Regions from separate parts of the Homo sapiens genome. Here all the other regions are linked to region 2. The links are chromatin loops, found by intact Hi-C in ENCODE. Cell type or tissue: Caco-2. All regions are shown on one strand. Links, peaks and the distances in the headings refer to the core of each region. The heading gives the core; the rest is flanking DNA.

Evidence for each region. Hi-C counts contacts between places; a loop is a spot of excess contacts. Peaks named below come from ENCODE experiments on the same cell type or tissue, not always from the same donor. Only the 100,000 strongest peaks of a DNase experiment are listed, where the experiment ranks them.
Region 1: a loop joins it to region 2, with 17 times the contacts of the local background. A loop is called at or near these places in 13 of 110 quality-filtered maps.
Region 3: a loop joins it to region 2, with 13 times the contacts of the local background. A loop is called at or near these places in 2 of 110 quality-filtered maps.

The regions. Positions count from the first base shown.
Region 1 is chrX:71,126,546-71,131,545 of GRCh38, reverse strand. It overlaps MED12 (mediator complex subunit 12), which reads right to left. Exons shown (of 45, transcript NM_005120.3): 20 at 4,414-4,577; 21 at 4,079-4,210; 22 at 3,426-3,653; 23 at 3,106-3,250; 24 at 2,828-2,948; 25 at 2,331-2,432; 26 at 2,117-2,230; 27 at 1,691-1,866; 28 at 1,332-1,511. Among named protein-coding and RNA genes, the nearest start is that of MED12, 10 kb to the right of the region's middle. In Caco-2, for the core only: a CTCF peak has its summit at 2,173 (motif pointing right); a DNase peak (open chromatin) is centred at 2,185.
Region 2 is chrX:70,994,688-71,002,419 of GRCh38, reverse strand. No RefSeq gene overlaps it. Among named protein-coding and RNA genes, the nearest start is that of SLC7A3, 67 kb to the right of the region's middle. In Caco-2, for the core only: no CTCF peak of the experiment used is centred there; a DNase peak (open chromatin) is centred at 3,769.
Region 3 is chrX:71,343,063-71,350,794 of GRCh38, reverse strand. LOC124905198 (a long non-coding RNA gene) reads right to left here and starts at 2,831. Exons shown (of 3, transcript XR_007068263.1): 1 at 2,126-2,831; 2 at 552-669. In Caco-2, for the core only: no CTCF peak of the experiment used is centred there; no DNase peak of the experiment used is centred there.

The DNA.
Region 1 (5,000 bases), core at 1-5,000, 130 kb before region 2:
GATAGAGGCCCCACACCCAGGCTAGTCATCATCGTGTTACCCCCAGCTACCCAACAATCTGAGGCCAATTCCTGATCTCCTGCAACATTGAATCACAGACTCCTGGAGGTCTGAAAGGGACCTCTATGTCCCCATCTTTAAGAAAGACTACATTTAGGGAGGCTGAGACAGGCGGATCACCTGAGGTCAGGAGTTCAAGACCAGCCTGGCCAACATGGCAAAACCCCATCTCTACTAAAAATACAAAAATTAGCTGGGCGTGGTGATGGGCGACCTGTAATCCCAGTTACTCAGGAGGCTGAGGCAGGAGAATTGTTTGAACTTGGGAGGCAGAGGTTGCAGTGAGCCGAGATCGCACCACTGTACTCCAGCCTGAGCGACAAGAGCGAGACTCCGTCTCAAAAAAAAAAAAAAAAAAAAGACTACATTTAAATAGTCCAAACTAGTTGAAAATCTTTCCAATTTTTAAAATAGTTCAGGAAAGATTTCACATCTTTCCCATCCCTTCGTATCAGGAAGTTCTGCTTAATGCTTAACCTTGAAACCCTTGATGTTAAAGTTGAAGCCTGCTTCTCTTGTTTTAGACCAGCTGCTCAAAGTCCCTGACAGAACCTTTATAAGACAATCTCTCAAAGTCCTGTAGAGACCAGAAGGCTACTGTTAGCTAATCTCTCTTCAACACTATCTCTTCTGGGCTGAAGAGACCTTATTCCTTTAGCTTTTCCTCAACGGCTTTATTTTTCCACTCTCTGGTCATCTGAAGGTGTGAAGCAATGTGAAGAGGAAAGTGCACAGACATGTCTGGGTTCACATATTGACTCTAAACTTATGGGCTATGTGACGTTAGACAAGTTACTTAACCTCTTCAAGCCTCAGTTTCCTCATCGGTCAAACAGGGAGGCTCACCTACTTCATAGGGTCATAAAGATTAAATGAGGAAATGTGTGCAGAGTGCCTAGCACAGTACCTGGCACAAAGCACATGCTCAGCAAGTAGTAGCTATTACTATTCAGTTCCTGAGCCATGGCCAAAATGCCAAATATACACGGCCCACACCTAGGCCTCCCAGATGCTATGCTTCCCATTGATAAGCTAGATTCACTCCAGATAGCTATGCCCTCACCTAATACTCTTACACTGGAGTCTAGACCCTACTGGACTTACTCCTCAGCCCATGCTGGAGCTGTTTCTCTCGCTACCTCTCCCCTCCCCTATATCCTTGTTTGTCTTCCTCTCTACTTAACTGCCCCTCTCCTTTTCTCAAGGTTCCTATTGTTTCTCCCCAGATTGGGCCCACTGCTTCCTCCACAGCCCCCACGGCCTTGGCCTACCTGGAGAATGCGCTTTATGCGCTGCCGCTGGGGGTTTTCCCCATCCTCATTGTCCAGCAGTCGATGTGGATAGCAAATGAGCTGCATGAGGCGCTGCGCCTGGGCACTACTCAACACTGGGTCTTGCAGGTCATTGCTGTCCTCACACAGAGACTTAAGGCAACGTTCTCCTACCCATTCCTGAGGAAGCTGACAATCAGGGACTGGGAACAACCAGTGAGGGGGTTAGGAATATGGGGGATGGGCTGGAGTTGTTAAGGAACACAATGTATAGTAGGGAGCTGGTGTGATCATGGGCTGGAAACAGAACTATATTACACAGAGGCATTTAGGAGGTGTGGGAGGAAGGTGAAACTGACCTGTTGGCAGATGCTGCGCAGCACGTACTTGGCATAGACATCCAGACTGGCTGTCTCCACAGAGATGTTGCGGCCACCCTGCCTCCGACCACCACTGCCACCTCCTCCCTCCTCCTCTGGAAGTTCTTCTGTTCCTCCTGTCACAGTGAAGCCTGAACCTTTCAGTTCCGCATCCCCTGTGGTTCACGGGTGGGAGATAGGGAGGGCAGAGTGAGATTGGAACACGTGTGGAGACCCACCCTGGGCCCACAGAGGTAGAAACACCCCAAATCCTGCCCTATGGGACAGAAATATACTTCTCTCCCTCCCCTCCTCCCCAAAGGTCAGAGAGACCACCTTCAGAAGGGAGAAAGACTGTCCCTTGTAGTTTAGCTGGCACTCCACCCTATACACACTTCTGGCACCACTCCCTTCCTACCCCCGTACCAAGTACAAACACAGCCTTGAGAACAGCAAACACGGCTCCATCCACGATGCGGTTCTGGGAGGCAGCCAGCAGGTGGCGGTCGCAGGAGGAGCGGATTCCTACTGTAGGCTTGTCTGGGGAAGGCGATGAAGTCAGGGGAAGCAAAAGTAGAATCCACGGAGGCAGGGGAACCACACTTTCTACTGTTGGCTGGTTCAGATCAGGGTCACTTACTTCCATCAGACTGGCAAGGATTGAGCTGCGGTGTCTTGAAAAGGTGAAGGAGGATGCGGCAGGTAAGCCGGGCCCCTGGCTCAGAGTCCTGTTCACTACAAGCTAAAAGGAAGACAAAACAGATCTGGAAGGGATGAAGTTAAACTGTATGTGGGTTTATGTGTGTGCGTGCCTGCATGCATGCAAGTGTATGGCAGGGGCATGGGAGAGAAGATGAGGTAAAGTGAAAGGAGAAAAAGCAAGATAATATTGAAAGCGAGGTAGAGCAGAGAACTGTTACGCAGTTGAAGGGTCAGAAATTGGAAAGGTCAGGGCTGCAAATCCAGGGCTAAAAAACAGGTTTCTTCTAGCCTTCAGCATACCAAAGGACTGGCCTTCTGAGGAAGGCCAGGGAGCCGCAGCAAGGTCTCCCACAGTGAACAATGAGAGGATGGCCGTCCAGTGTGTATTGAAATTTGAGGTCTAGAAATGCTAGGGGTTACAGATTGGTAGTTCACCAGCATTAAGGAGTGAAGGGATGGCAGCACAGCGAATCAGATCTTCCAGGAGCAAACACTGCCGAGCGATGAGGATGGCAACAAAAGTAGCCAGCGAGTCATGAAAAGATAGGTCACTGACCTGGAGGAAAAAACAGACAGACACCATGACTCAGTGTGGAGGCCCACTCAAAGCGGTGTGCCTCCACTCTACGGAACTCTGTCCCTGGTCAGAGGATCACAACCAGCCCCCTGCCCTGGTCACTGCCCCACTAGCAAAACCCCACCCCAAGTCTCACATCAACATTGCAGAGGAGATCGTTGAAACCACAAGTGCCATTGTTAGAGGAGCAGCACAAGGCCTTAAGCACTCCTAGCCATTCTGCACTCAGTGACTTGCAATAGCCGGTCAGCTCTGCACACAGGATTGCGATGTCATTCACCCTAGGGAAAAGTACAAATGCCCTCAGGAAAAACCTTGCTCCACAAAACCTCAGACCCATTAACTTCTCATCTCTGCCCCACTAAATAATCAAGGTTGTAGTACCTCCCGGGTACCTCAGCCCTCCCTATCTCAGATGGGGGCATGGTGCCCTTCCTCACTCAGTACACCCCATACCTATCGGGATCATGGTGCCCCACACAGACGTGCATAAGGGCATTGCAGACAAAGCTGTAGCGGTTAGCAGGGTTCTCACTAAGACTCTTGCCTAGCCCCGTGTAGGTGAAGGTGTGAGCTGCAGGGTTCTCTAGAGTGTCGATCATGAACTCAGGTGCCCAGCGCATATTTGATTCCGATGGCTCCACGTTGCAGTAGATGGTGTTCTTCACCTTTGAGCAAAAGTCGCTGCAGGGATGGAGGAAAGGAGATAGTAGTGTTGAAGAAGGCCTGCTGAGGTCGAGGGATGGTCAGGAAAGGGGAGAAAAGAAAAAAAGGAGAAAGTGAGGGATGAAGGATCTTGAGACAAGAAAAGGGAGATGGGACAAAACAGACTGGGCAGGAAAGGAACCACATGGGAATAAGGAACTGGGGCCTCTGAAGGCAGTGAGGAAAAGGGGGAAGAGGGTGGGCCCCACAGATATAGGCGGGGAGCAAGCCTGCTGAGGAAGAGGGCCCACTCTTGGTAACACAACAGTATGTGGAGGACACAGTCCACAAATGACCCTAGACAGGCAGCAGGGTCCCGGGCCATCCTCTCCTCCTGAGTTGGGTGGTCATGGGAAGAAGGGAGTAGGTCCCACTCGCTACCCCTTACCTTCCACCTCTCTTACCTGAAGAGCTCCCCAAATTTGTTCTTTAAATGGCTACAGGAGGTGTACAGATCATAGAGATAAGCAAGGATACAGCGCTCTGCAGAGGAGCCATCGGACCGGTTCATCCCATGCTTCACGACGCCACACAGCCTGCATGAAGAAGCAAGGTTGGGAGGGTCAGCAGATGGTATGCGGGCTCCTCCAAACAGATTCAAGCCTCTGGGAAATACCATTCTTTTCCCACCTGAGCAGCAGGTGCTTCCCCAGAGTGTGAGGAAGTGCATGCTCTTCCCAGGCCACTTCCACCGGCATTCGCCAGAGCTTTGTTTCAGTTATTCCGAAGCTCTGCTTACCCCTCAAAGACCTGTGCCATCTGGTCCTGGTTGAGGATGAGGCAGGCATGATAGTGCCGCAGGACAGCCACGATGCACAGGCACAGGCTAGTAGTGTAGCTGCCCACCAGATCCGAGGATTTGAGAAGCAGCTCAGCCTCAACTACACTCAGTTCATTCAGCAGCTAGCAGAGTAAACGGGGGTGAGAAATGCAAAGAGGCCCCTTGTGTTACATAGAAACCACCTTCCTGTGGGGACGCTGGCAAGGCTGGGCCTGAGCCCCTTCCTGCTGGAGCCACCACAGGATAGAAGGGCTCGTTACCCTATGCCACAGTCTATCAACAACACCTCTATTGATAGTTTATTGTTGATAGTTTATTCTATCAACAACACCTCTAACCAGTGTCCAGGATACAGTTCTATGAACTCCACAGTGGGAGGATGGTCTGTGCCCAATGCTCTAATCTGCCTCTTGGCCTCCCCAGGGAGCACTTAAGTCTCTATTCCTGCAGTCTTAGCTCATGTTCCACTCCCCCCATGCTAGTCTTTCTGCCCCTTCAAATAGCTTGGGAAACTGGCTGGAGCCTCTACGCCTGTCCTTATGACC
Region 2 (7,732 bases), core at 1,592-6,591:
CAACCATGTCAGACACAGTCAGAAGAAGAAAAAGCAAGGCAACAAACAAAAGGCTACTTACTGCCAAAGAGAAGTTTCAAAATTCATTTATATAGTGAACATTTATTGAGCACTTATAATGTGCTAAACACACTGAGATACAAAGATTGGTTAAGTCTTTCTTTTCTTTCTTTCTTTCTTTCTTCCTTTCTTCTTTCTTTTCCTTCCTTCCTTCTTTCCTTCCTTCTTTTCTTTCTTTCTTCCTTCCTTCTTTCCTTCCTTCTTTTCTTTCTTTCTTTCTTCCCTCCCTCCCTCCCTCCCTCCCTCCCTCCCTCCCTTCCTTCCTTCCTTCCTTCCTTCCTCTCTTTCTTTCTTTTGAGACCAATCTCACTCTTATTGCCCAGGCTGGAGTGCAGGGGCACCATCATAGCTCACTACAGACTCGAACTCCTAGGCTCAAGCAGTCCTCCCACCTCAGCCTCCCGAGTAGCTGGGACTACAGGCACACACCACCATGCCCGGCTGCAATATTTTATTTCTATCACCATGTATCTTACATCTAGTGGGGGATGATATTGTGTAAACAGAAATATTACATTCTAGTGTGGTAACTGCCATTGCAGAGTGGTGAACAGAGTGCTATGGGAACACAGAGAACAGAACAATCAACTATGTTTAATACACATTGCCTGTAGCATAGTGGTTAAAAGTTCAGGTTTTGAAGACCTATATTTAAATCCCACCATTTACTAGATGACAATGCTATTTAGCCCCTTTAAATCTCAGCTTTTTCATCTGTAAAATGATAATAGTAGTTATAGAATTGATTGAGGATTAAAATAAGCTAATGAACATAAATTGTTTAGCAAAACTCCTTGATAAATAATAGCTAGTTTGTCTTTCCCAAGAAGACACATACTAAAGGATGAGTAGGACATTGTCAGGTGAGGAAGAAAGAAAAGGACATTCTAAGAGGACAGGATACAATGTGTGAAGACATGGAGACATTATAGGGCCTGCTGTGTTTGTGGAATGGTGAGAAGCTTAGCATGCAGGAGTTTGGGGGTGGAGTAGAGCGTGAGGCTAACAACCTGGACTGAATCCTAACATGCTAGACCAAGGAGTTGTGTTTTATCCTGTAGGCACCGAGGAGTCAAAAGAGTGAGTTTTGTTTTGTAAAGATCATTTCGAAAGTAGTGTGGAAGTTGAACAGGTGTAGAATGGAGAGAGATTGGTGGCAGGACTACTTAGCAGACGTAATAGTCCAAGCTGGACATTATGAGAGTCTGAACCAAGATCGAGGCAGTATGGGGGAAAGGCTAGGCTTGACAGAATGATATTTATGAGTTAAAATCAACAGGACTGTATGCTGATTGATTAGATGTGCAGCGTTAGGGAGAAGGGATAATTAAGGCAAAAGCAAAAGCTTCTAGCTTAGGAACATGGCTTGCGATTGTGAATGAGAATGTAATTCAAGAATTTAGTAAATTGTGGCAGTAGAGAAGGTAAGTCTGATTTTAGACTAGTGGAGCTTAGGGTACCTCTTTGTAACCTGTAGGTAAAGATGCTTAATTGTAATTTGGAAATACAAATCTAGAGCTTAAGCAAGAGTTCGAGGCTATTATTAAAAATTTCCATGGATGAAATTGGAAATCATCATTCTCAGTAAACTATCGCAAGGACAAAAAACCAAACACTGCATGTTCTCACTCATAGATGGGAATTGAACAATGAGAACACATGGACACAGGAAGGGGAACATCACACTCTGGGGACTGTTGTGGGGTCGGGGGAGAGGGGAGGGATAGCATTAGGAGATATACCTAATGTTAAATGACGAGTTAATGGGTGCAGCACACCAGCATGGCACATGTATACATATGTAACTAACCTGCACATTGTGCACATGTACCCTAAAACTTAAAGTATATATATAAAAAAAAAAAAGAATAAAGCAACTTAGATTTAACTGTAAAAAAAATTTTGCAATCTGTCATTGTATAGATGATAGTTGAAGCTGTGTAAGTAGATAAACTTTGTTCCAGGTGGTGTAAGAAGATAAGAGACTAGGACATAACCCTAGGGAATCCCAATGAATAAGTGTTGAACAGAAGAGGGAAGTCTGAAAGGGAAAGGTAAGAAAAAAAAATGAAGAGACAGTAGTGTCATTTCTTCCCATTTCACTCCTTTCTTCCCAGAGGCCAAGAAGAACTTCTGGGAAATAAGAGCAACCAATCGCCTTAGGCTGTATAAATATGGGCCAATAAGTTCAGCAACTAGGAAGCTTTCCTTTAAAGTTTGTTGGAGTCACGGCAGAAGGCAGACTGCAGCAAATTGAACAAATGGACAGGGCGAAAGGACAGTGGTTGTAGATTAATTGTTCCAGAAATCTGGCTATGAAAGGAAGGAGGTAGAAAGGATGGTAGTTTGTAACGAGATAGGGGAGAAATAGTGTTTTAACTTTGTTTTAGAATGGGGAAACGTTAAGCCTGTCTGTAGGTATATAAGAAAATGTGGAAAATAGAAGAGAAAGGGGATATTTGATGGAATCAGAGTCTAGAGAGACAATCTTCCTTGTAGATTCTTTTGGTGACCACCACTTGTAAGTTGATTTAGGATGTTCAGAGTGTGGAACAAAGCCAGAGAAGAATCGAGAGGGAGTGAGACACAAAAGAACAAAGCTTGGAGTCCTGTTCATTACTTCCTTTTATGTTCTAGAGAATGCTTATCATAGAGAACAATCAGTCTTTCTCTGGGTCTCCATTTACCCTGTTACTTTGCCCTAGAAGATGTTATTCATTTCCCTGACTGAAACAGATGGTAGAAAATGCAACTCAGCTTACTTACTGTTAAAACAAACCATCTTTTTGGACTTTTATTATTTGGAATTTTCTTATAATAGTTATATTTATTTTAGAAATTTTAGATAATACAGATAAAAAATAAAAGAAAACTGGCAGCCCTACTCCCCAGGAATAATCAATATTAACATTTTGGTATATATTCTTTCAGTCTTTTTTCCCTTATCTGTAATAGGAGGAAAATATGCAAATAGCCAACCCCCATGGAACCACTTCCATAAGGCTTCTGTCAGATTCCAAATGTTCCCAAGGCTTCTATAGTACTTATGTAACAAGCCACACAGTGGATTGATTACTGTTAATGTATGTCCTCTGGGAGTTGCCAAGGAGGCTCACACTTTCAATTACTGTACATCCCAGATTTGAAAGCATATCCCTAACTATTTGTCTTAAGGATTTTAATTTTTTTCTTTCTTGCTACTGGATATAAGTGTCTAACAATTCTCACTGGGAATTGATTAGTGAGTAGGTATTGTCAGGTAACATGATTAATGCTGTAATAAGTATATAGGAAACTAAGAACTCAGAAAAAGAATTACTCATTGAAATTTTAATAATAACTGTCATTTAAGAGATGAGATTAACTATGTGGAGAAGTGGTTTACAACTGTGTTGCTAATGAAAACATAGGAAATAACCAAGTTAATCAAAGTGCAACTTTAGAACTGGGTGGTAACTTAAAAAAGCATTTCTGCCCTCCCTCAGCTGCAGGCATCTCGGCACAGAGACAGAGAGAGAGAGAGAGAGAGAGAGAGAAGAGAGAGAGAGAGAGAGACTCTGTTTGTTTGGGTAAAAGTAAGGGCAGAGAAAAAAAGTTTCTGTCTGGTAATCCAGAGAATTCTTTCGGATCTGATCCAAGACCACCAAGGCAGTACCTCAATGAGTCTGCAAGAGCCACAGTGTTACTGAGCTTGGGGTGCCCCCTAACGTAGATGTGACTACAGTGACCAAAAACTTAGATCACAACACCCAAAGTCCCTTCGAATACCTGGAAAGTTTCCCAAGAAGGACGGGTATGAACAAGCCCAGACTACAAAGACTACTAAACACCTAACATTTCAATACTTAGACACTGACGAACATGCACAAGCACGAAGACCATTTAGGAAAACATGATCTTCCCAAATGAACTAAATAAGGCACCAAGGACCAAGCCTGGAGAGACAGAGATATGTGATCTTTCGGACAGAGAATTTGAAATAGCTGTTTTGAAGAAACTCAAGAAAATTCAAGATAACACAGATAAGGAATTCAGAATCCTATCAGATAAATTTAACACAGAGATTTAAATAATTAAAAAGTATCAAGCAGAAATTCTGGTGTTAAAAAATGTAATTGACACACTGAAGAATGAATCAGAGTTTCTTAATTGCAGAATTGATCAAGCAGAAGAAAGAATTAATGAGCTTGAAGACAGGCCATTTGAAAATACATGGCCAGGCATAGTAGCTTATGTCTGTAATCCCAGCACTTCGGGAGGCTGAAGCAGGAGGATCACTTGAGCCCAGGAGTTTAAGACCAGCCTGGGCAACATAACAAGGCATCATTTCTATAAAAAATTTTTTTTTAATTAGCTGGGTATGGTGGCATGTGTGCCTGTAGTCTTAGCTACTCAGGAGGCTGAGGCAGGAGGATCACTTGAATCTAGGAGTTCAAGGCTGCAATGAGCTATGATTGTGCCACTGCACGACAGCCTGGGTGAAAGAGCAAGACCTTGGAAAAAAAAACCCACAGTCAGAGGAGACCAAAGAAAAAATAATAAAAAAGAATGAAGCACTCTTACAAGATCTAGAAAATAGCCTCAAAAGGGCAAGTCTAAGAGTTATTGGCCATAAAGAGATGGGAGAGAGAGATAGGGGTGGAAAGTTTATTTAAAGGGACAATAACAGAGAACTTCCCAAACCTAGAGAAAGTTATCAATACTTGAATTCAAGAGAGTTATAGAACAGCAAGTAGATTGAACTGAAATAAGACTATGATTTAATAATCAAACTTCCGAAGGTCAAGAATAAGAAAGGATCCAGGCTGGGCACAGTGGCTCATGCCTGTAATCCCAACACTCTGGGAGGCCAAGGTGGGTGGGTCACTTGAGGCCAGGAGTTCGAGACCAGCCTGGCTAACATGGTGAAACCCTGTCTCTACTAAAAATTAAAAAAAATATTAGCCAGGCATGGTGCCCTCCCCCTGCAGTCCCAGCTATTCAGGAGGCTGAAGCATGAGAATTGCTAGAACCTGGGAGGTGGAGGTTGCAGTGAGCTGAGACTGTGCCACTGCACTCCCTCTGTCTGGGTGACAGAGGGAGCCTCTGCCTCAAAAAATAATAATAATAAAATAAAAATAAAAGATACCAAAAGCAGCAAGAGAAAAGAAAGAAAAAAAAACATACAATGGAGCTCCAATATATCCAGCAGCAGACTTTTCAGTGGAAACCTTACAGGCCAGGAGAGAGTGGCGTGACATATTTAAAGTGCTGAAGGAAAAAACTTTTACCCTAAAATAGTACATCTGGCAAAAATATCCTTCAAACATGAAGGAGAAATAAAGACTTTTCCAGACAAACAAAAGCTGAGGGATTTCATCAAAACCAGACTTATCTTACAAGAAATGCTAAAGGGAGTTCTTCAGTCTGAAAGAAAAGGATACTAATGAGGAATAAGAAATCATCTGAAGGTATAATACAAAACTCACGGGTAACAGTAAGTACACAGAAAAACACAAAATATTATAACATTGTAATTGCAATGCATAAATACTCATATCTTGAGTAGAAAGACTAAAAGATGAACCGATCAAAAATAATAACTATGACAACTTTTCAAGACATAAACAGTACAATAAAATATAAATAGAAACAACAAAAAGTTATAAGGCTGGAGGATGAGGTTAAAGTGTAGAGTTTTTATTAGTTTTCTCTTTGCTTGTTTGTTAGTTACCTTGTTTGTTCATGCAATTAGTGTTAAGTTGTCATCAGTTTAATAATAACATTGAATGTAAATGGACTCAACTCTCCAATCAAAAGACACAGAGTGGCTGAATGGATAAAAAAAAAGCAAGACCCAATGATCTGTTGCCTACAAGAAGCACACTTCCCCTATAAAGACACACATAGACTGAAAATAAAGGGATGGAAAAAGATATTCCATGCCAATGGAAATAAAAAAGGAGAAGGAGTAGCTGTACTTCTGTCAGACAAAATAGATTTCAAGACAAAAACTATAAAGAGACAAAGAAGGTCATTATATAATATAAATATAAATATATATAAAGAGACAAAGAAGGTCATTATATATAAAGAGACAAAGAAGGTCATTATATAATGATAAATTCAGCAAGAGGATATAACAATTTTAAATACATATGCATCCAACACCAGAGCACCCTGATATACAAAAGGAATATTATTAGAGCTAAAGAAAGAGACAGAACCTAATACAATAATAGCTGTAGACTTCAACACCTCACTTTTAGCATTGGACAGATCATCTGGACAGAAAACCAACAAAGAAACATTGGACTTAATCTGCACTATAGATTAAGATCTGCAAACTGATCTAAAAGATATTTACAGAACATTTCATCCAATGGCTGCAGAATACACATCTTCTCATCAGCAAATGGATCATCCTCAAGGATAGACTATATGTTAGGCCACAAAACAAGTCTTAAAACATTAAAAAAAAATTATGTCAAGTACATTCTCTGACCACAGTGGAATAAAACTAGAAATCAATAACAAGAGGAATTTTGGAAACTATACAAACACATGGAAATTAAACACCATGCACTTAAATGACAAGTAGGCCAATAAAAAAAATGAGAAGAAAACTGAAAAATTTCTTGAAACAAATGATAATGGAAGCACAACATACCCAAACCTATGGGACGCAGTGAAAGCAGTACTAAGAGGGAAGTTTATAGCTATAAGCACCTACGTCAAAAAAGTATTAGGTTGATGCAAAAGTAATCGCGGTTTTTGCCATTGAACATAATGGCAAAAAGTAATGGTTTTCACTTTCAATGGCAAAAACCGCAATTACTTTTGCACCAACCTAGAAAAAACTTCAACCTAGTTCTAGTTGAAGAGATAAACAACCTAAATGAACTTTTCTAGTTCTTTAACATGCATCATTAGGTGGTTTATTTGAAGAATAGAACCTAATGATGCATGAGACAGAACTAGAAAAACTAGAAAAACAAGAAAAAACAACCCCAAAATTAGTAGAAGAAAATAGATAGTAATGATCAGAGCAGAAATAAGTGAAATTGAAACAAATAAAACAATACAAAAGATTGATGAAATGAAAAGTTGTGTATTTTTTGGAAAAGATAAACAATATTGACAAACCTTTAGTCAGACTAAGAACAGAAGAGAGATTATCCAAATAAATAAAATCACAGATGAAAAGGGAGACTTTACAACTGATACTGCAGAAATTCAAAGGATCATTAGAGGCCACTATGAGCAACTATATGCCAATAAGTTAGAAAACCTTGAAGAAATGAATAAATTCCTAGACATATACACCTTCCCAAGATTGAACCATGAAGAAATCCAAAACTTGAACACACCAATAACAAGTAATGAGATCGAAGCTATAATACTAAGTCTCCCAGCAAAGATAATCCTGGGGCCCAATGGCTTCACTGCTGAATTTTACCAAACATTTTAAGAAGAACTAATACCAATCCTATTCAAACTATTCTGAATAACAGAGGAGGAGGGAATATTTTCAAACACACTCTACAAGGCCAGTATTACCCTGATACCAAAACCAGACAAAGACACTTCAGAAAAAGAAAACTACAGGCCAGTATCCCTGATGAACGTTAACGTAAAAATTCTCAAGAAGGCCAGGCATGGTGGCTCACGCCTGTAATCCCAGCACTTTGGG
Region 3 (7,732 bases), core at 1,228-6,227, 350 kb before region 2:
AAATGATATGGCAGAGATGATCTCCAAGAAGCTTGTTTATTATGAGTTCCTATATTTATACCCCCATATTAATACCCCATCAATGCCTTGCCCTCAATTTAGGTCCCGAAGTACTCTACTTTCTGTAGGTTCTTAACTACTGCCCTAATTTCAGACCTAATTCTTATAGCAGTGACTTCTTTAAGTGTCAGAGCACAGAGGAAAGGGCATTAAATAATCATATATATTTGGTTACAGAAAAAAAATTGAGAATCAATTTATTTCTCACCTTGAGGATTTGGGGAAATAGAGACATCCCCCATTCTGTTGTCTCATTAGCTAAGGTCTACATTAGGCCCATATCATAGGCAAAAACAAACACAACACCTCATTTTGGTCAGAATAAAGAAAAGTGAGCCGGGTGTGTGGCTCATGCCTGTAATCCCAGCATTTTGGGAGGCTGAGGTGGGAGGATTCCTTGAGCTCAGAAGTTTGAGGCCAGCCTGGGCAATATAGTGAGACTTTGTCTCACTAAAAATAAAAAAAAATTAGCCAGGCGTGGTGGCACGTACCTGTAGTCCCAGCTACTTGGGATGCTGAGGTGGGAGGATTGCTTGAGCCTGGGAGATCGAGGCTGCAGTGAGCTATGATCACACCATTGGACTCCAGCCTGGATGACAGATGGAGACCCTGTCTCAAAAAGAAAAAGAAGAAACGTGGCTTTCAGAGTATGCTTTCCACAAGCCCACTAGGGGTTGCTCTCTGCCCACACAGAGCCAATTCTGAGTGGCGAGGCCTCCCACCTAGAAGTCTTCTTTAGCACAGGTTCCACAGCTAAAATAAGTCCAGAGCATAATTTAACTCTGGTAGGAAACCACCCCAGGGTATTCACTGACCATCAGCCGGTTCTTTTTCCATCTAGGAATAGGCATAAGGATCAAACACACAAGGTCGATAGAAGAGGGGCACAGTCATCACCACCTTCCTCGAGAATAGCCTTCTTTGACTTTCCTGATCTGGATAAATGTATTTCCCCTCTGAATTCCTACAACAATTACTGTCTGTGCAACTCATTTTCCCAGCTTCCTCTAGGTATCATCCAGTGTCCAACACCTCTGCTCAAAGTGACTGCTTCCAGAACAACAGTGCAACTTAGGCAGTTGCTGAACCAGAGTAAAACTCTTAGGGACAGGCCGGGCACGGTGGCTCACGCCTGTAATCCCAGCAGTTTGGGAAGCTGAGGAGGGCAGATCACTTGAAGTCAGGAGTTCAAGACCAGCCTGGCCAACACTCCAACCTGAGTGACAGAGCCAGACCCTGTCTGAAATAAATAAATAAATAAATAAATAAATAAATAAATAAATAAATCAAACAAATAAATCAGAGATCTTTAGGTATGCTTAAAGGATTGGAAACTGGGAGAGGCCTGGAGCTGTCGAGACAGCACCCCAGAAGGCCCCTGAGTGAGTCATTCACTCCTAACCCTGGTATTACAATGTCTTAAAAGTCTTCCAACCTCATCTACTAAAGCAGTGGTGTCCATATCTTTTGGCTTTCCTGCACATTGGAAGAAAAAGAATTGTCTTGGGCCAAACATAAAATACACTAACGATTCTGATGTGCTAAAAAAAACAAAAAATTGCAAAAAAAATATTGTTTTAAGAGAGTTTACAAATTTGTGTTGGGCCACGGGTTGGACAAGCTTGTCCTAAAGCATCCTTCTCCACAGGTACAGTCTGCCTGGCAGTCAACTGTCTCCTGGGCTAGACACACAATATGAAAGTCCTAACAACAGTCAAGACAAGAGTCCAGCTCAAAGTGGTACTGTTCCTAACACATTCTCCATGTGTCAACCGTCTTCCCACAAGTCTGAGTTTACATCCACTTGAATGGCTCTAACTTTCTGAAACCCAAATAATTCAATAGAAGACCCCATTTTTAATCTACTCTACTTTCTGCAACTTAGTTTATCTACTGAATCAGGGGAGACTGACTTATTTGGTTCAAGACAGGTTAAAAGAGACTCTAGGACACTCCGAGATGAAGCAAGCCACTTGAACCCTCCCCAGCCCTGAGCCAGAGGAGACTATCTTGCACTTGGAAATTTAAATGAAGGACAGGCAAGCCTAGTGATCCATCAACTTACACCACAAGCCCGTTTGACACTTCACACACATCCTTCTCCACCAAGGGTAGTTGATTCCGGGGCTTCACATGGACGTGTGAGGCTGGGACAGAGAGGTACCCTCCATCAGATTCACATACAGGAAAGCTGGCTCAGTCTCCCTGACGTACACACACCTCACCCCATCCTCAAATCCCTTCCATCCAGGGAGTGGCTCATAAGACAACCGTCTCTAAAACAAGCTCCTGGGGGATAGGGAGACTCGGAGAGAGAAGATCGCAGTTAGGGATTGGCTCGGGGGTTCTCAATCCGATCGTTCTCCAGAGCCATTCGAACGCCAGAGCCTCCCGGGCGTCTTGAGTTGGGCTGGGCAGGTTCTGCGAACTGCGACCAAGTCCCACTCCGCTGTCGGACACAGTCTCCACTCGATGCCTGAAACCTCCTGGGAAGTGAAGTTCTAGGGCCAGCCTCACTGTAAGTCACAGGCTTCTACACTACATCTTCAGGTAATCGAGGACTACTTAGATCGCGACCTCAGTACGAGTTACTCAGCCCAGGAACCCCCAAACCTCATCTTTCCCTTGGCAAAGTGAGACCACCCCGTGTTCCCCAGATCCCCAAGTCCTATTTTCTCCTTTGGACTAATATGAACTTAAAGAGACACGGACATGAGAAAGTATTTGAGAGAAAAAAAAAAAGTAAGTAAAGACAATGAGGTAAAAAAAAAAAATTTGGGTGGGCGCGATGGCTCACGCCTGTAATCTCAGCACTTTGGGAGGCCGAGGTGGCGATGGGGGGAGGGGGAGGGGATCAACTGAGGTCAGGAGTTCGAGACCAGCCTGACCAACATGATGAAACCCCATCTCTACTAAAAATACAAAAATTAGCCGGGTATAGTGGCATGCGCCTATAATCCCAGCTGCTCGGGAGGCTGAGGCAGGAGAATCGCTTGAACTCGGGAGGCCGAGGTTGCAGTGAGCCAAGATCATGCCATTGCACTCCAGCCTGGGTGACAAGAGCAAAACTCCATCTCAAAAAAAAAAAAAAAAAAAAAGGCCAGGTGCGGTGGCTCACGCCTGTAATCCCAACACTTTGGGAGACAGAGGTGCGATGACCTGAGGTCAGGAGTTCGAGACCAGCCTGACCAACATGGTGAAACCCCATCTGTACTAAAAATACAAAATTAGCCAGGCGTGGCGGTGCATGCCTGTAATCCCAGCTACTCAGGAGACTGAGGCACGCGAATCACTTGAACTTGCAATGAGCCAAAATCGCACCATTGCGCTCCAGCTTGGGCAACAAGAACGAAACTCTGTCTCAACAAACAAACCAAAAAATAATTTTTTTTAATAAAATAATTCTTAAAAAGATAAACAAAAACACAAACCGAGTGTGGTGGTGCCCGCCTGTAGTCCCAGCTACTCTGGAGGCTGAGTGGGAGAGGATCGCTTGAGCCCAGGAGTTCAAGTCCAGCCTAGGCAACATCGCGAGAGCCCAGTCTCCAAAACAAATATAATCTTAAAAAAAAAAAAAGACAATGAGGTAGTGCGAGAATTACAGTTCCTTTCTATCAGTGTACATTAGTTTGAATTTCCAAGAGTTTTATATAAATGGAATCGTACAGCTTTACTGAGATATAAATTCATACACCATTTAAAATTTACAATTCAGTGGTTTTTGGTATATTACATTTTTAATTTTTATTTATTGTTTTTATAATTTTAAAATAAATTTAAAATTTTTAATTAATTTTATTTCTTTATTCATTTATTTTTTGAGACAGAATCTCACTCTGTCCCTAGGCTGGAGTGCAGTGATATGACCACAGCTCACCCCAGCCTCCACCTCCTGGGCTCAGGTGATCCTCCCACCACAGCCTCTCCACTACAGGCGAGCACCACCATGCCCAGCTAATTTTTGTATTTTTTGTAGAGACAGGGTTTCACCATGTTGCCCAGGCTGGTCTCGAACTCTTGGGCTCAAGTGATCTGCCCACCTCAGCCTCCCAAAGTGTTAGAATTATGCATGCGGCCTGTGTCTTTGCTGTTTTGTTTTGTTATGTTTTGTTTTGTTTTGTTGAGACAGAGTCTCGCTCTGTTATCCAGGCTGGAGTGCAGTGGTGCAATCTCGGCTCACTGCAACCTCCACCTCCCGGGTTCAAGCGATTCTCCTGCCTCAGCCTCCTAAGTAGCTGAGACTACAGGCACGCGCCACCACACCTGGCTAATGTTTGTATTTTTAGTAGAGAGGGGGCTTCGCCATGTTGGCCAGGTTGGTCTCAAATTCCTGACCTCAGGTGATCTGCTCTTCTCGGCCTCCCAAAGTGCTAGGATTACAGGCGTGAGCCACCGTGCCCAGCCACCTGTCTAGTTTTACTTTTTGCAGAGACAGGTCTCTGTGTTGCCCAGGCTGGTCTTGAACTCCTGGGCTCAAGCAATACACCTGCCTTCAGCTCCCAAAGTGCTGAAATTATAGGTGTGAACCACTGCACCTGGCAAATCTTGCTTTTCTACCCAATCTGATCATCTCTACCCTGTAATTAGGGTGTTAAGAACATCTAAGTTTAATGATTGTTAATATAATTAGATTTGGGTCTATCATCTTGTTTTTATTCGTCCCATCTCTTTGTTCTCTTTTTCTGACTTCTTTTGGATTAGTCAATATTACTTTTATTCCATTATATCTCCTATATTGGGTTATTAGCTATTCCTCCTTGTTTTAGTGGTTGCTTACAGGTTTATAGAGACATTTTTAACCTATCTCCATCTACCTTCAAATATTATACTATTTCACAGAGAGTGTAACAGCCTTACATTAATAGGCCAGGTGCGGTTGCTCACGCCTGTAATCTCAGCACACTGGTAGGCTGAGGCAGGCAGATCATCTGAGGTCAGGAGTGCGAGACCAGCCTGGCCAACATGGCAAAACCCCATCTCTACTAAAAATACAAAAATTGGCCAGGTGTGGTGGTGCATGCCTGTAGTCCCAGCTACTCGGGAGGCTGGGGCAGGAGAATCGCTTGAACCTGGGAGGTGGAGATTACAGTGAGCCGAGATCATGCCACTGCACTCCAGCCTGGGCAATAGAGCGAGACTCCCTCAAAAAAAAAACAAACCTTACATTAATATATTTCCAGGTTGGGCACAGTGGCCCATGCCTAATAATTCCAGCACTTTGCAAGGCTGAAGTGGGCAGATTGCATGAGCTCAGGAGTTTGAGACTAGCCTGGGCAACACGATGAAACCCTGTTTCTACCAAAAATAGACTTTATTTTTTAGAGCAATTTTAAGTTCACAGTAAAATCAAGTGGAAAGTACAGAGAGTTCCCATATATTCCGTGCTGCACCCCACAACCTCCCCTACTATCAAACTCTAGCATCAGAATGGAAAAAGAGAACAAAGAACAGTGTGCTATTGTTGAGCTGACTGGGCATGGTGGCTCATGCCTGTAATCCCAGCACTTTTAGAAGCCGAGGTGGGTGGATCACTTGAGGTCAGGAGTTCAAGACTAGCCTGGCCAACATGGTGTAAACCCTGTCTCCATTAAAAATACAAAAATTAGCCGGGCATGGTGGCACGCACCTGTAATCCCAGCTACTCGGGAGGCTAAGGCACGAGAATCGCTTGAACCCAGGAGTTGGAGGTTGCAGTGAGCCAAGATCATGCCACTGCACTCCAGCCTGGGTGACAGAGTGAGACTCCATCGGAAAAATAAATAAATAAATAATTGTTGGCCGGGTGCGGTGACTCATGACTATAATCCCAGCACTTTGGGAGGCCGAGGCAGGCAGATCACCTGAGGTCGGGAGTTCGAGACCAGCCTGACCAACATGGAGAAACCCCGTCTCTAATAAAAATACAAAATTGGCTGAGCGTGGTGGCGCATGCCTGTAATCCCAGCTACTCGGGAGGCTAAGGCAGGAGAATCGCTTGAACCCAGAGGCAGAGGTTGCTGTTAGCCGAGATTGCGCCATTGCACTCCAGCCTGGGCAACAAGAGCGAAACTCAGTCTCAAAAATAAAATGAGGCTGGGCGCGGTGGCTCACACCTGTAATCCCAGCACTTTGGGAGGCCGAGGTGGGCGGATCACGAGGTCAGGAGATTGAGACCATCCTGGCTAACACGGTGAAACCCCGTCTCTACTAAAAATACAAAAAAATTAGCTGGGCGTGGCGGCAGGCACCTGTAGTCCCAGCTGCTGGGGAGGCTGAGGCAGCAGAATGGCGTGAACCCGGGAGGCGGAGCTTGCAGTGAGCTGAGATCGCGCCACTGAACTCCAGCCTGGGTGACATAGCAAGACTCTGTCTCAGAAAATAAAATAAAATTAAATTAAATTAAAATAAGTAAGTGAATAAATAATTGTTGAGCCTACACTGACACATTACTATCATTCAAAAGTCCGTAGTTTATTTTAAGGTTCACTCTTGGTATTATACATTCTATGGGTTTTGACAAATGTATAATGACATGTTTTCACTATTATGGTATCATACAGAATAGTTTCCCTGTCTTAAAAATCCTCTGTACTCCACGTATTCATCCCTCTTCCCCCCAACCCCTGGCAACCACAGATCTTTCTACCATCTCCATAGTTTTGCCCTTTCCAGAATGTCATATAGTTGAAATCATCCAGTATGTAGCCTTTTCAGATTGGCTTCTTTCAGTTAGTAATTGCATTTAAGCTTCCTTCATGTCTTTTCATAGCTTGATAGCCATTTCCCTTTTGAGAAGCCAGAAATTTTATTTATTTTTTTTCTTTTCTTTTTTCAAAAGAAGGTAGCCTTATAAGGAGAGCCAGAAATTTAAGGAAATCTTTGTCAGGTCATCGACTGACCTCAGAGATAACAGAACAGAAACTTTAGTGGCGACACACAACAAGGAATATACAATTTGCAAAAATTAGTTTGTGGAAGTCACAAACAGATAGCTCTGGCCTTCAACAAGCAAGATTCAGCAATCCCTGAGGAGGAGATTTAGATCTCCAGAGTTACTACAAAATAATACTTAAAATGTCCAGTTCTCAAATGAATTATAAAACATACAAATAAACAAGAAAGTAAGGCTGGGCGCGGTGGCTCACGCCTGTGATCCCAGCACTTTGGGAGGCCGAGGTGGGTGGATCACGAGGTCAGAAGTTTGAGACCAGCCTGACCAACATGGTGAAACCCCGTCTCTACTAAAAATACAAAAATTAGCCGGACATGGTGGCGCATGCCTGTAATCCCAGCTACTCAGGAGGCTGAGGCAGAAGAATTGCTTGAGCCTGGGAGGCAGAGGCTGCAGTGAGCCAAGATCGTGCCACTGCACTCCAGCCTGGGCTACAGAGCAAGACTCCGTCTCAAAGAAAAAAAAAAGAAAAAAGAAAGTATGGCCCAACCACAGGAAAAACAGAATTTGACAGAAACCATCCCAGAGGAGGCTCAGAAATTGGAATTACTAGTCAAAGATATTAATCACCTGTCTTTTTTTTTTTTTTTTTTTTGAGACAGAGTCTCACTCTGTCGCCCAGGCTGGAGTCGCAATCTCGGCTCACTGCAAGCTCCGCCTCCCAGGTTCATGCCATTCTCCTGCCTCAGCCTCCCGAGTACCTGGGACTACCGGTGCCCACCACCACGCCTGGCTAATTTT